Regions from separate parts of the Homo sapiens genome. Here region 2 is linked to region 1. The links are chromatin loops, found by intact Hi-C in ENCODE. Cell type or tissue: heart left ventricle. All regions are shown on one strand. Each heading gives the region's core, and the rest is flanking DNA. Links, peaks and the distances in the headings are about the cores only.

Region 1 (6,593 bases), core at 263-4,262:
GTTAATGAACTGGCTATTTTTTTTTAAATCACAAATATATAAATGTGTATGCAGGGCTCAGATTAGGCTTTCCTGGAGAGCCAATTTTATACATGGCTGTTAGGTCCTGAAAAGCCTACTATGAGTTACTGATCATAACACAAACATCAGGAAAATGTGTCTAAAAGCAGCATCTGCAATGGCAGTGTGTGGGTATATGAAGACTTCACAAAAGGCCTGAGCCACGTCTCCCCTGACCCTGGCTATGGGACAGATCACTTTTTGCTTCTGTGATCAGGCCTTCACCAAAGAGGCAGCATGGATCTGTACTTTGTAAAAGGGAAGAGATCTCAGAAGAGAAACATTTGTAGTCGGAAAGGAAAGTGAGAAAATTCAACAGGTGGGAGAGGATGCAGGAGGAGCTGCTGGCCAGGGCATGAGCGAGGAGGGAAGTGCAGGCAGGTGGAATCGCCTGGGCCCGTGAGGACAGCAACTTGTGCAAGGGTGACTAGTGACACACACAGATAACCTTTGATGATGGAATGGGCCTATATGCCATGACTTGAAATCCCATCCCTCCTCATCATTTTAAGAAGACACCTGGGGCCGGGCATGGTGGCTCAAGCCTGTAATCCCAGCACTTTGGGAGGCCGAGGCGGGCAGATCACAAGATCAGGAGATAAAGACCATCCTGGCTAACACGGTGAAACCCCGTCTCTACTAAAAATACAAAAAATTAGCCGGGCCTGGTGGCAGGCGCCTGTAGTCCCAGCTACTTGGGAGGCTGAGGCAGGAGAATGGCATGAACCCGGGAGGCGGAGCTTGCAGTGAGCCAAGATCGTGCCACTGCACTCCAGCCTGGGTGACAGAGCAAGACTCCCTCTCAAAAAAAAAAAAAAAAAAAAAAAAAAAGAAAATAGAAGACACCTGGGTTCCAGGAGACTGCTGGTGAATGACCAACACATCAGAACAGTCAGCATGAGTCAGGGGAACCCCAGGGCTTTGCGTTCTGCCCAGAAGGAAGAAGGATCTGCTTGGAGGAAGGGATGCTGGGAAAAGAGAAAAGGAGGAGCTAAACAGGAAAGGCTTACAGGCCGGAAGCGAATTACCAGACTACAACTAGGGAGCGGGCCCTCCTGGGTGTTCCACAACCCAGATGAGAGAATTTTAGCTTTCTGTCTCAGTCAAAACTCTCAACACCAGCATTAACCTGTGGGCACTGAGCCATCTGAGGGTGCTGAGCACATTCACTCGTGTCTGTCCTTTCCTCATCTTGAACCCCTTTCCTGCAACCAAGGGTCAAGTCATGTGGTCACCCAGGCTGGAGTGCAGTGGCATGATCACAGCTCACTGCAGCATCGAAACCCTGGGCTCAAGCCATCCTCCTGCCCCAGCATCCTGAGTAGCTGAGACTACAGGTGCACAACACCATTCCCAGCTAATTAAAAACAATTTTTTTTTTTTTTAGAACAAGGGGTCTTGCCATGTTGCCCAGGCTGGTCTTGAACTCCTGGCCTCAAGTGATCCTCCTGCCTCAGCTTCCCGAGCAGCTAGGCTTACAGATGAGCCTCACCATGCCTGGCTCTCTAGTTTTCTTGCATTTCTCTACTCCCACTATCTTACCTAAATCTTAAAAGACAGACAAAGGTTCTTATAGTTAGCCCTTTCTCAAAAACCTTGACCCTGAAATTTGAACTTCCCACAATTATTCCTGGTTTCTTTCTAGTTCCACAAACTTTCTCCTAGTTCTTGGATCATGGTTTGTTCCTCTTTCCCTTCATAGATAACACTGGAGATAACATTCATCTCAGAAGTTAGATTCCTTTAAAAACAAATGCTCTAGTTCCTGGGGCACTAGAGAGAAAAGATTTGCCAACAAAAGGGTCCAGCTTGCCAGTCAGTCATGTGGCAGGTCAGAGAGAACACATGTGGCAGGCAGACAGGTGGGCACAGTGCTGCTGAGAACGGACATGCTCCCTTACAGGTTGTGTGAGAAATCCAAGAGTTTCAATACACAAAAGGACCGGAGAGGAAGCTACGGCCCTGGTTTTTATAAGGAAGGAAGAGAGCCGGGTTGCACTAGGCTAGACAATTCTAGTTTCTTGTGACTGACTGAAGCGTAAATGACAGTGATAATGATAGAAATAATCACAGCAGTAATAAATAATTTGGTTAAGAAAAAAACTGAAGCGGTGCTTTGCTTCATTTCTTACCATCTTTTTGGCAAACAGAATGATGCTGAAAATATCAAAACAGGGCAGCAGCCAGGAGGAAGGGAAAATCAAGCGGTTTTAAAAAATGACAGACAGAAAAATCAGCTCCTAAGTTACTTAGAGTTGATGCACTGGCAACTTACAGGACTCTGAAAAGAACCAAGGAGTTGGGATATTTTTAAAATTCCATTTATTTTAAAGGAATGTTTGGTTTGCCTACTAATTGTTTTTAGATTAATTCTTAGTGGAGAGAAAAAGTAAAAAAAAAAAAAAATTGCATCCTGCAAAACAGGTTGCAGTGTTAATTTAAAACACACATGTATAAAAATGGGCAGGTGGGTTGAGGGGTGCTACTGCCCCCAGGGACCTGCGGCTCTGTTCTTTTCTCCTCCTTGCAGGAAGTGAGCCTGCATCCGACTTCCCCTTTCTGGCTCGGTTGTCACATCCTTCAGGGACATTCCAGCTTCTGATCACTTTTCGCTTTGCCTCAGCACAGTCGCACTATGCGGCCAGTCACGGCACCACTGCACTACTGCACCATCTGAGCCCCATGCCAGAGTATCCAGCGACTCCTCCTGCATGTTGGAACCAACAGTCCTAGGGGAGGATGATGACTCGGCCAAGTACCCTCCGCCGCCTCCCTACCCCCAACCATCTGTGGGCTATGTCTCTCTGCTGCCAACCAGAAGATAATAATTCCACTGTGCCAAGCGCCCAGAACATGATCCTAGGCTCCACATTTAGAAGGGATAAAGGCTACCTGGAACATGTCCCCGCATGTTCAGAGGGAGGCAAATGGGAGGAAGTGAAGGAGCTCGATTAGGACATGTGAGAAGAGGCTGAAGGAATAGAGCAGCTTAAAGAGAACTCATAGAAAGAGAAAACTAATCTTAAGGGATCTGAAGGATTCATTTAATTGTAATGAAAAGGAATTAACTTGTTCTGGGAGGCCCTAGAGCTACCAAGCAGAAACTACAAGGAAAGATTTTGGCTCCTCCAAGTAACAGCTCAGGTTTCTCAAAAGATGGAATGGGCTGGGGTGGGGAGGGGACAGCAAGTATGGCCATGGGATGAAGCTCTCACAGAGGGGAGGGCGGTTACCCTGCGCCTCCCTGACAGTGCGTGAAGGGAGGTGTTCACGTTCCCATTTATTCTGAGTTTCCTGTATGGGAACACGATCACTGCCAATTTCCTTGTAGTCCCATGTCACTTTTCCATAGAAAAACGCACACGGACTTTCCCTTGAAGAAGCTTTCTCTTTGAACACGGCAGTCTTCTTACTAATATAGAAATGACCAGCCAATCTTTGGGATCAGAAACACTAAAATATTACTACAATGTGGACGCTCATGTCAATCCTTTTACAAACCTCTGTAGGAGTGCTTCTCTGAATAATTTTAAAATTGAAGGGGAAAAAAACCCCATAGTGTTAGATTTTCATTTAAGTTCAATGCTGAATTTCTAAGGCGGAAATCAGTGTAACCAGAAGCACCCAGTAACCCGAAGGGGATGCTTTTCATATTTTCAGTCTGTTTAACTCCACCCATTTGAGAAGATAAGAAGATGCCTTTTCTATTTTTAGATTCTTACCCTCTCCCCATATCATCTAAACTGAGGACATAGCTCTAAGCTTCAAGACTATGAAACTCTATTAGCTGGCTCCCCAGCTGCTGAGCTCTGTTATGCAAATGAACTTAGCCAGAACGAGCAGGCGGTATTTTAAAGACCCATTCAAAGTCTGATACATCTCACCTTCCATTATTTTAAAGGACTTTCATTTGTGATTCAGCTACAGCTTGAATTTATTGTTCTTTTACAACCCTGATTATATACAGACCCACAAATACCATATGTGAGACTCAGTGCTAATTTGTGTACACGTCTCATTTTTATGGGATCTAATTTGAAAGATCTCTTAGAAGCAAAATTGGAAGACAGAAGGTCCACCTCACATAGCACCAAGTCTGCACTTTTGAACAGAGGCCATTAGGACCTTTTTTCCTATAAAAATGAGTTACTGGGGAAGACTCAATGTGGACATAGAACTCTGGCAGTTACAACAAGGCAGGAGGAGGGCAAGTCCTCTCATGCCTGGTTCATTTATCAGGACGTGTTGTACATGGCACCAGGGCTGGTCAGAAGCACCCAGGCAGGCACTCTAGTTTCATGGATGTGAATCTCTGATAAGGCCATTGCTGTGAACTGCTCACGTGTTTCCATAACTAATGGATCTGACTTGGTCTGTGATGCTGCAAGGACAATATCAATACAGGAAGAGAACTTGACTCTGAAGTTTTCAGCAGTATTCAGCCAGGATATTCATTCTAATCTCTGCTCAAAAGCAAGGAACTTGCTCTCAGTTGCTCACAAAATATTAATATTTAAGTCAGCAATTATTCTATGCAGTACTCCAGTTCTGGTAATGGTAATTTCAAATGATCCCAAATAATAAGCTGACACTGTCCAGAAATTCAGATTATGGTCATTTAACCCATACTACCTTGGAGGGCAAAGTTCCTAGCCATTTGCCTTTAGGCCACATTCTCAAGTTCTCTGATGGGGTAAAGGGACAAATACAGGACTTCCATGCTATTCTGCCACCCTGCTAGGGCTGTCTACAATAATCCACGTTCCTTGGATGGGCTGAAACATGGCTTTTCTGTATGATACCAGCACTGGCTATATGTGGAATCTGGTAGTCGTCATTCTACTCTCAATCTACTTCCACTACCAACATCCTTGCGTTATTTGTATATGTGTTACTACAAATATATTTGTTGAATGATTTCCCTCTAACTAGGCTGAAAGCTCTTCTGTGGGCATGAGCTTATTCATCTTTTGCCTCCCACAACACATGGCCCACAGTGAACTTCAAATTCACAAGTGTTAAATCCATAACCCCTGCTAGACTTTCCATCATGAGAGCCAGGTTGACTTGCTCCCGGGGGCCAAACCCTAGAGCAAGTCTACAGAGGCTCTCTGGAAAGTGACAAATCTGAAATGCTTTGTTCTCTAAATAATTTACACCTGTGAAGAGTACTAGCTAGCATGAGTGCTTTCTGTGGGCCAGGCAGGCATGTAATGCTCAGAGCATACCTCTTAGGAAGCAGTCTTAGATGAAGCCTGTGTCTCCAGTCAATCACCCAAAATGTGGAGGAGCTAGGATTCCAGCCATAGCTGCATTCTGTAGCCACTGCCGATTTGATAACTCAAGGACTGCCAACCTGAAGACTATGTATCTTGAAGTCTGACAGCACCAAGAGGAAATGACACACCAAGAGCGCAACACGGATGAGAGGTGGAGATGCTAACCTGACCTTGTCAGAAGCCAAAAATGAGAAGAAGGGTCCTAGACACTGGTCCCTCCATCTCTAACTCACTAGGACTTTTCAGTATTTTTGCTATTGTCAACAAGAATCTCAAAAGGAATTTGACTTGTGGTAAACGTCAAAAGATTTGAATTGTAAAGTAACAAAGCCCCCCCCCCACCCCCCGCCCCCCGCCATCCTCGAGGAGAAAAACAAACATCCTGTTCTTAGAAAATCGTGTTAAGTGCTGTTCATTCTTTTCCCAGAGGAAGCCCATTGCATGCGACAGTGAACAATCACAGGCTTTCACTGGGGACAATAGCTCCCTAGCTTCCTAACTGACACTTCATTTCCCTCCTAACCTGAAACTAAGAACCTTGTGTTCCCTACATGGAAAGCTCTCCCACCTTCTTACCATCAGCCTCTATTCACAACATCCTCTGAGACCTGCTCCAGATGCACTTCCTTCCTGGAGGAAGTCTACTCGAATGCACCTCACGTAATCCAACCTTGCTACTGCTTTGCTTAGGGGTTTTCTTAGGGGTTGTGGAGGGCTTGTATTATGTGATTTGTTGTTTTCCTGTTTTGTGGTTTTAATGCCTGATATTTCCAGGTGGCTGGTGAGCTCAAAAAGAATAAAGTAAGCAAAAGGGCTATACATGAGTGTTCCTGTTGGGAAAACTCTCCTCCTTTTTATGCTGAATCACTTACAGAGCCTCCTCTTGAGCTGGGGACACAGAAGGCCCTCAAATCTTACTGAATAAGCTCTTCTAGTTTTCTTTCTGACCATCCCTTAAGTCAAGGGTCTACAAGCTACAGGCCGGCCAAATCCGGCCCCCTGCCTGTTTTTATAGATAAAGTTTTATTAGAACACACCTATGCCTATTCATTTATGTACTGTCTACAGCTCAGTGGGGTTCTCAACTGAGGGTGATATTTGTTCCCTATGCGATATTTGGCAATGTCTGGGAATATTGTGGGTTTTCGTGACTGGGGGTGGTGTGCTCCTGGCATCTAGTGGGTAGAAGCCAGGAATGCTGCTAAACATCCTACAGTGTACAGGACAACTCCCCAAAGCAAAGAATTATCTGGC
Region 2 (8,304 bases), core at 2,593-6,592, 130 kb before region 1:
CTTATGTATTCTAGAATATAGAATATTCTAATGTATTCTAGAATATTAGAATATATATAATAATCTAGAACATTAGAATATTAACATATATATTCTAGAATATATTAGAATATATAATATATATTCTAGAATATTCTGACATATAGAATATTAGAATATATGTAGGATATATGTTCTAGAATATTCTAACATAGAATATTAAAATATGTAGGATATATTCTAGAATATTAGAATATTCTAATATTAGAATATATATTCTAGAATATTAGAATATTCTAATATTAGAATATTCTAATATTAGAATATATATTCTAGAATATTCTAATATTAGAATATATATTCTAGAATATTCTAATATTAGAATATATATTCTAGAATATTCTAATATTAGAATATATATTCTAGAATATTCTAATATTAGAATATATATTCTAGAATATTCTAATATTAGAATATATATTCTAGAATATTCTAATATATAGAATATTAAAATATATAGGATATATATTCTAGAATAATAGGTGGATAGTAGTGTCTCGTTGTAGTTTTAATTTACACTTCTGATGACTAACAATATGAGCTCTTTTCATATGCTTCTGAGCCAACTATAGGTCCTTTTAGGTAAAGTATATAAATGTTTTACTTATTTTAAAAATTGGATTGTTTGTCTTCTTACTGTTGAGTGATAAAATTTTCAAATATATTTTCTGTGCAAGAACTTGTCTGATATATGTTTAGTAAATATTTTCCCAGGTCTGTGGCTTGCAGTTTTGTTTTCTTAGTGGTGTCTTTCAGATAGTAAAACACTTAAAATTTGGTCGAAGATCAGTTATTTTTTTTCTTTTATGGCTCATGCTTTTTGTGTTCTAGCCAAGAAATGTTTGCCTACCCCAAGATGTAATTCTCCTGCGCTTTTTGTAAAAAATTTTAGAGTTTTATGTTTCAAAGTTAGGACTATGATTACTTTGAGTTAATTTTTGTGGATGGTGTGAGGTAAAGGACCATATTAATTTTTTTTTCTGAACAATGTGTCCAACATCATTTGTTGAAAATCCTTTCCCCATCGAATTACCTTAGTATTTTTGTAAAAAAAACAAAAAACAACAAATCGACCATATGTATGTGGTTTATTTCTGTATTCTCTATTCTTTTCTATAAATTTATATGTCTGTCTTTTCACCAGTATCATACTGACTTTTATTTTATATTATTTTATTTATTATTTATTTATTTTTAGAGACACAGTCTCACTCTGTCACCCAGGCTGGAGTGCAGTGGTGCAATCATAGTTCATTGTAACCTTGAACTCCTGGGCTCAAGTTATCCTCCTTCTTTAGTCTCCTGAGTAGCTAGGAATACTGGCATGTACCACCTTGCCTGGCTAATTTAAAATAAAATTTTTTTTTCTGTAAAGACAGGGTCTTGCTATGTTGCCCAGGATGGTGTCAAACTCTTGGCCTCAAGTGATCCTCCTGCCTTGGCCTCCCAAAGTGCTGGAATTATAGGCATAAGCCACTGCACCCAGCCCATATTGCTTTTATTATCAGAGTTTTATAAAATATTTTTTGAAATCAGGTAAGTGTCCCAACCTTGTTCTTCTTTTAACAGAATGCTTGGGTCTTTTGTGTTTTCATATATATATATATATATATATATATATATATATATATATATATACACACACACACATATATATGAATATATATATGAATATATACGTATATATGAATATATACATGTATGTATATATGAATATATGTATATATATGAATATATATGTATATATGAATATATGTATATATATGAATATATATGTATATATGTATATATATGAATATATATGTATATATGTATATATATGAATATATATGTATATATGTATATATGTATATATATGAATATATATGTATATATGAATATATATGAATATATATGTATATATATGAATATATATGAATATATGTGTATATATATGAATATATATGTATATATATGAATATATGTATATATATATGAATATATATGTATATATGTATATATGAATATATATGTGTATATGAATATATATATGAATATATATGTGTATATGAATATATATGAATATATATGTGTATATGAATATATATGAATATATATGTGTATATGAATATATATATGAATATATATGTGTATATGAATATATATGAATATATATGTGTATATGAATATATATATGAATATATATGTGTATATGAATATATATATGAATGTATGTATATATATGAATATATATGAATATATATGTACATATATGTATATATATATGAATATATATGAATATATATGTACATATATGAATATATATATGAATATATATGTACATATATGAATATATATGAATATATATATGTGTGTGTGTGTGTGTGTGTGTGTGTTTTCATATACATACATATATATATGTATTAGAATCAGCATTTCAATTCCTAAAAAATTGACAGTGCATTGAAACTATAGATCACCTTGGGGAAAATCATCAACTTAATAATATTGAATGTGATAGTTATTTTTGTTTCAGCTTGACTGGTTTAAGGGATGCCCAGATAGCTGGTAAACAACATCATTTCTAGATGTATTTGTGATGGTGTTTCTGGAAGAGATTAGTGTTTGAAACAGTAGACTGAGTATAGAAGATCCACGCTGCCAACACTGGTAGGCATCATGCAATCCATTGAGGGAGCGAATAGAACCAAAAGGTGGAGGAAGGTGAATTCTCTCTCTCCTTGACCTAGGATACCCATTTTCTTTGGCCCTTGGATATTGAAGCTTGGGTTCTTGCGCTTTTGGATTCTGGGACTTATACCAGGGCCATCACCCTTCCTCTGGTTCTCAGACCTTCAGGCTCAGACTGAATTACACCAATGATTTTCCTGGTTTTTCAGCTTGTAGACAGCATATCATGAGAATTCTTAGCCTCCATACTTAAGTGAGCCAATTCCCATGGTAAATCTCCTCTTATATATGTCCTCTGGAGAATGCTGACTAATACACTGAGTCTTTAAATCTACGAATGTGGTCTATCTTCCCTTTTATTTAGGTTTTCTTTACTTTCTCTCAGCAGTATTCCATAGTTTTTGGTGTAGACACATTTGACTTGCTTAAAACAATTTTTTTATTGCTATTGTAAATGGAATTTTTTTAAAGTTCAGTTTTGAATTGTTGCTGCTTATATACTGGAATACGATGGCTTAAAAATATCGTCCGTGTACCTTACTAAACTTATTTATTAGTTCTAGTAATTATTTTGTGGATTCCCTGAGATTTCCTACATAAATAATTCTATTGCCTGTAAATATTATTTTACTTTCTTATTGATCTTTATTCTTATTATTTCTTTCCCATCTTTTTCATTTTACTTCCCTCTCCCTCTTTTAAAAAATATTACAGTGGTTTAGACTCCCAGTATAATATTGAACAGAAGCAGTGAAAGCAGGTCCCCTTGAATTGTTACCAATCTTAGGGTGCCAATGTCAAGTATGATGTTAGCTGTAGGTTTTGCATGGATGACTATTGTCAATTTGAGAAAATTTCCAAATATTTTTAGTTTGCTGAGAGTTTTAAAAAAAAATCACAAATGAGTGCTAAATTTTGTCAAATGTCTTTTCCCCATCTATTAAAATGATAATATGAATATTCTCCTTTGATCTGTTAATGAGTGAATTATATTTGATTGGTGTTCAAATGCTAAAACCAACATTAGTTCCTTGGAATAAATTCTACACAGTTATGATGTATTGTCTGTATATTGTTAAACACAGTGTAATAATATTTTGTTAAGGATTCTTGAATCTACCTTTCCCCTTACTTTCCTTCTATATTTTTGTTTTTGAGAGGTTTTAGTTTATTCAGTGGGAGGGATGCCCTGGAATGGGCCTTTGGTGCTACATACTGGAAGCAAAATGTGTACTTTTTTAAAAAAGTAAAATATTTAAAAATGATTCTGTAGGTAAATGTGGGTTGCTTATTGGCCAATGTTGCCAGCTAATTCCCTTAAATATTGAGGGAGAATAAACTTTTTACAAAATGTAATATAAAATTCTTCATTTATATGTCTAGTAGGATTCCAGTAGGACCATCCACTTCCCTTTATAAGTGTTTAGAACAAAAGACTTGTGCAGTCAGATTGTAATATGCTTTAGGAAGGTAGACGTTTTTGTTGCTAGTTCATTATTTTATGACTAAGGAATTTTGAGATATATAAACTCTTCAACTTCCCAATTTGGGCTGTATTCTTATAAGGTATCAATTCCAGATTAGCACAGAAACTTCGTCTGCAATGAAAATTTGCTAAGCAAGTTGAAGTTCATTCAGTGCTAGCATGCTTGAGGAATTATGAAACATCAGACTGTGTTGCTACTGGAGATGGGGGTGGGGTTGTCTGAAGATTTTACTTAAGGTTAAATGAAGTTTTTGGACTTTCAGATAATTATTCGAATCAGAGATAAAGATATCAGCTAGAGAACCTTGTGTGCCTCCTTGTACACTGTTGAAAGAGAAGTCTGAAGAAATGTGAGCGTTTCGGCTAAGGTGCCAAAGCCTAGTCAAGGAAATCAGGAAGTGTAGGGGAAAATGCATGGACTTTTGAATCAGATGAATGTGGATGGTATTACTGGGCTTTATCCCTTACAGGCCATGTTTTCGTTTTGGAGACTTCAACTTTTGAGCCTCAGTGTTCTTAATATCTACTTACAAAGATCTCTGTGAAAATTAAATAAAAATATATGGAAAGCCCTTTGCATATAGTAGCAATGAAATAGATGCTAATTCCTTTTTTTATAGGTCAGTATTTAAAATATTGAAACAGTATATTCACCGTTTTTTGAAAATTACTTTTAAAAAGCCAGATTTTTTTTGACAGATCATTTTTCTTCTATGTATGTTGTTATTTAAGCAGCATTCTTAGTCTCTCTCTCTCTAGACTGGAAGCTCCAGGAAGACAACAAACTTGTTTATCCGGCTTATGGTTGTATTCCCAGATATTAGCAGAGAAATTGGTACATCATAAGCAATGATGTTTATTCCCTGAGTGATGAAATGTTGTTTGCAAGTCGTTCCTATACAACTGTTGGTCTCTGGAAAGCTTCTTAATTGCTTATTTTTCCCCAAGAGAGTCCAAGATACCAGAGTGCATTGCAGTCAGCAAAGGCTACAAAAATGAAAAAACACACAGATGGCCAGAGGTGGTCCAACTCATTCTTCTTTACTCCAAAAAAATAACTCCCCAAATAGAATATTTTCGAAATTTAGGGATAGGGATATTTTGCCTTGTGGGGTGGCTAATAGTTAAGCCAAAAAAAAAAAAAAAGTCTTGGTTATGAATGTTGTGGCTATCAGCTTTTTTTTTATTTGCTTGACAAAGAATTCCTTTCTTTACTATAAATTTCTTGACTGTTTAACATTATAAGAATACCTGATGTACAATACAATTAAAGCTAAAGCCCCTTCTGAAAAGTTGATAGCTATTGAGATTCTGACTATTTAAAACATTCAAAAGAGGCTTTAAGTGATCACATGTAAATTAGATCTCTACAGAGGTGACACGAGAATAAAAAACTGCTTATGTACAGTGATTGAAACCCAGCAGTCTCCTTTGAGAGGCACAGAGAGATGATGATGGTGGTTAGTGTAGCTAGCTGGTTTCTTGACTAGCATGTTAAGCCAATTAATAAAGGTACACCTGGCATCTGAGTATTTTCCTTCCAATTTTTTTCTTTCGAGAACAAGTATGTTTAAGAAAGCTAGAAAGAAAGAAAAAAAAAGGGAAAGAAAAAGCAAGGCAGCTCATTTTATTTTATTTTTTTCATGATTTGTTCTTAAAGTTTTCTTTTTAGAAAATAAATGCAAGAATGTTTTTGGAACCATCTGAAAAATGTGTGTTTCTATTTCCAGTAGGACTTGAACCAGGACTGAGATAATTTTAAGTTTAACTGACAGCTCTTAAGCAGAAATGCTAAACCTTCAAATCCTCAGTCCTCTCTGCAACTGGAGTTTTCTTTAAGATTGTCAAATAAATATGTTTGGGGAAGATGGTAATTAAGTGTGAACAGATGGTTGTTTTTAGCTGAGATATTAAGTCTCAGTGTTTAATAGAATGATTTGCCCTGTTGGAATCAGTGGGTGTGATGTAGTTTACTGGCTGGCAAGACATCAAGTTTGTCAAAGCTAATTGGGAACCATGATAGAGATTCAAATTCCTTATATGGTTTTTAGGACTGGGGAAGTGTTAGAGGAAGATTACGACACTGCTACTCCATGCCAAAACGTTACACTACGGCTCTGCAGACTGAAGATTGCCTCACAAGCAGAAATATACTCTTTCCAACAAACACTGGTGGAATGAAAAGGACATTGGATTCCTGCTTCCAGTTACTGCTTGCCCTTCCCTGACTTTGTGACCTGAGGCAAGTCCCCAAATCCCTCTGGGCCCCAGTATCCTCATTTTTCAAATGGAGGAGGGTTAGAATTAAGATGCAATCATGCATCCAGTTGTTTTCCAAAGCATTGTCCAGCTAGGGAAGTGGTAGCACGTGGTGACTGAGAGCTTCCCCGATCCTTTTAGATCAAAGAACACTTCTATGCCTTTGTGCAACTGGTGTGCTGTGGGTACAGGTACTTTTACATCCTCTAGTTAGTGAGTGCAAAGTACTCTTGGAAGCTCCCAAGCACTCAAGGTTTCAATCTGCATTCTTCTCCTCTATATGCACTTTATATTTCAGGTTTTATAGTTTGAGGATTTGAAAGGTAAGAAAAGTGTGAGCTACAGATTTTGGAAGAATCCAGGAGCTGAGCTCATAGCTAAGAACATGTCAGGGGTGTTAAGCAGCTCTGAAGTATGTAACAAAGGCCATTTAGGTCTCAGGAGGCTGCCACCAGAACACTACCCGCCCCTCTAGCCCATGCCAGCCAGGTGGGGGACAGGTGGAAAGATGGAGATGTGGACAGCATCAGAGATTTTTCAGCTTTCATATGCCACATACTCATGCTATGTTTATGCACACACACACATACACATGCACACACACGATTTAAATAAAGGTTTTCACTGAAAATCTTGTGGTTAGATTGTGCCTTAAAGTTTTTGGTTAGCCCAAGGGATAGATGCTGTTGTGAGGGCAATTTCACAGCAAAGAAAATATTTAATGAAACTCCTTACCTGGGGAGCCCATAGAAAGAAGGGGATATGACCTCAACACTCTAAAATATAAAACTTTACTCTTCAGAAACAATTATCTTATTTCACTGAAGGAGAAGGCAGGCCATGTCTTCACAAGCCCAGGGTTTGCCAAGTGGATAAATTCCCTGGGAAAATGGTGCTTCTGATCATTTTTGTCCCCAGTGTCTAAGGCTTATTATTGTGAAGTATACATTCCCGGCAAGCATTGTCAGGAGCTAGGTCTGTTGTTTAATAAATGAACACTCATGGACTTGGAAGCAGATGGCAGCTCCCCTGAGAGGAAGTGGGAGATTTGGGAGAGGACAGCAGCACTGCCTCACTCACAATCCCTTATTTTGGCGGAGGAAAGTAAGGGCTCTTCAGGGTATGTTTCTACCTTCTCATGGCTGAAATCCGATGAGGCATTGGACCTCCTCACGCAGAGTCTTTGGATGCTTCTGTCTGAGCCTGAGCAGTGGGCCAGATGGACTATCGGTCTGCCTCAGGTGGTGTTTCTTATGGTTTCAATTAGACCTGAATCTATCAAGTGCATTGCAAATGCCCAGAATGGGGCAAGGACAAGCCACCTTTCCAGGAGGCATTTTCTGTCCTCATAATCAATGTCAAAACACTTCTTGCCTTGTATACAATCCATCTGGCTGGTAACTGAGCCCAAAACTTAGAAGTTCCTCTTAGTTTACTTTAGAGAAAGATTTCTCCATTCTACACCCTGTTAGTCTGTCCATGGGGCTGCACGGTAGCTTAGGTTATGGGAGGGATTGCAAAGATTTTCCATTTGGAAATCTGAGATGATTGGAAAAATGAATGGAAAAAAATCAGGCTTCCAGAATTTCATTTCTACCAAACAATCATCTATGTAAATTATTCCCTGTGACTACGTGTCCAATGTATCAAAAGCATCCAGATATGGTATGGAAACAGGATTGACAATCTTACCAGTTAAAAATAGATATAGATAAAATGTATGTTTTATCTGTATATCTCATGATGTGCTCTTTTATTGAGATTATCTTAAATAATTACATATTGTAATGACTAAACAACAAAACCAAAAGCTGGGTGTGGCAGAAAGCACCTATAGTCCCAGCTATTTG

The links. A loop is a pair of places that touch in the nucleus more often than their neighbours do. Peaks named below come from ENCODE experiments on the same cell type or tissue, not always from the same donor. Only the 100,000 strongest peaks of a DNase experiment are listed, where the experiment ranks them.
Region 2: it touches region 1 in a loop (3-fold over the local background); 8 of 110 quality-filtered maps call a loop at or near these places.

What each region holds. Positions count from the first base shown.
Region 1 is chr2:37,651,311-37,657,903 of GRCh38, forward strand. The region is part of intron 1 of CDC42EP3 (CDC42 effector protein 3); the gene reads right to left. Among named protein-coding and RNA genes, the nearest start is that of CDC42EP3, 17 kb to the right of the region's middle. RefSeq lists enhancers at 950-1,139, 2,762-2,971, 3,639-3,698, 5,096-5,215, 5,662-6,167. In heart left ventricle, for the core only: no CTCF peak of the experiment used is centred there; a DNase peak (open chromatin) is centred at 2,741; H3K4me3 peaks cover 1,900 bases; H3K27ac peaks cover 4,000 bases.
Region 2 is chr2:37,517,723-37,526,026 of GRCh38, forward strand. No RefSeq gene overlaps it. Among named protein-coding and RNA genes, the nearest start is that of LINC03063, 41 kb to the right of the region's middle. In heart left ventricle, for the core only: no CTCF peak of the experiment used is centred there; no DNase peak of the experiment used is centred there; H3K27ac peaks cover 1,147 bases.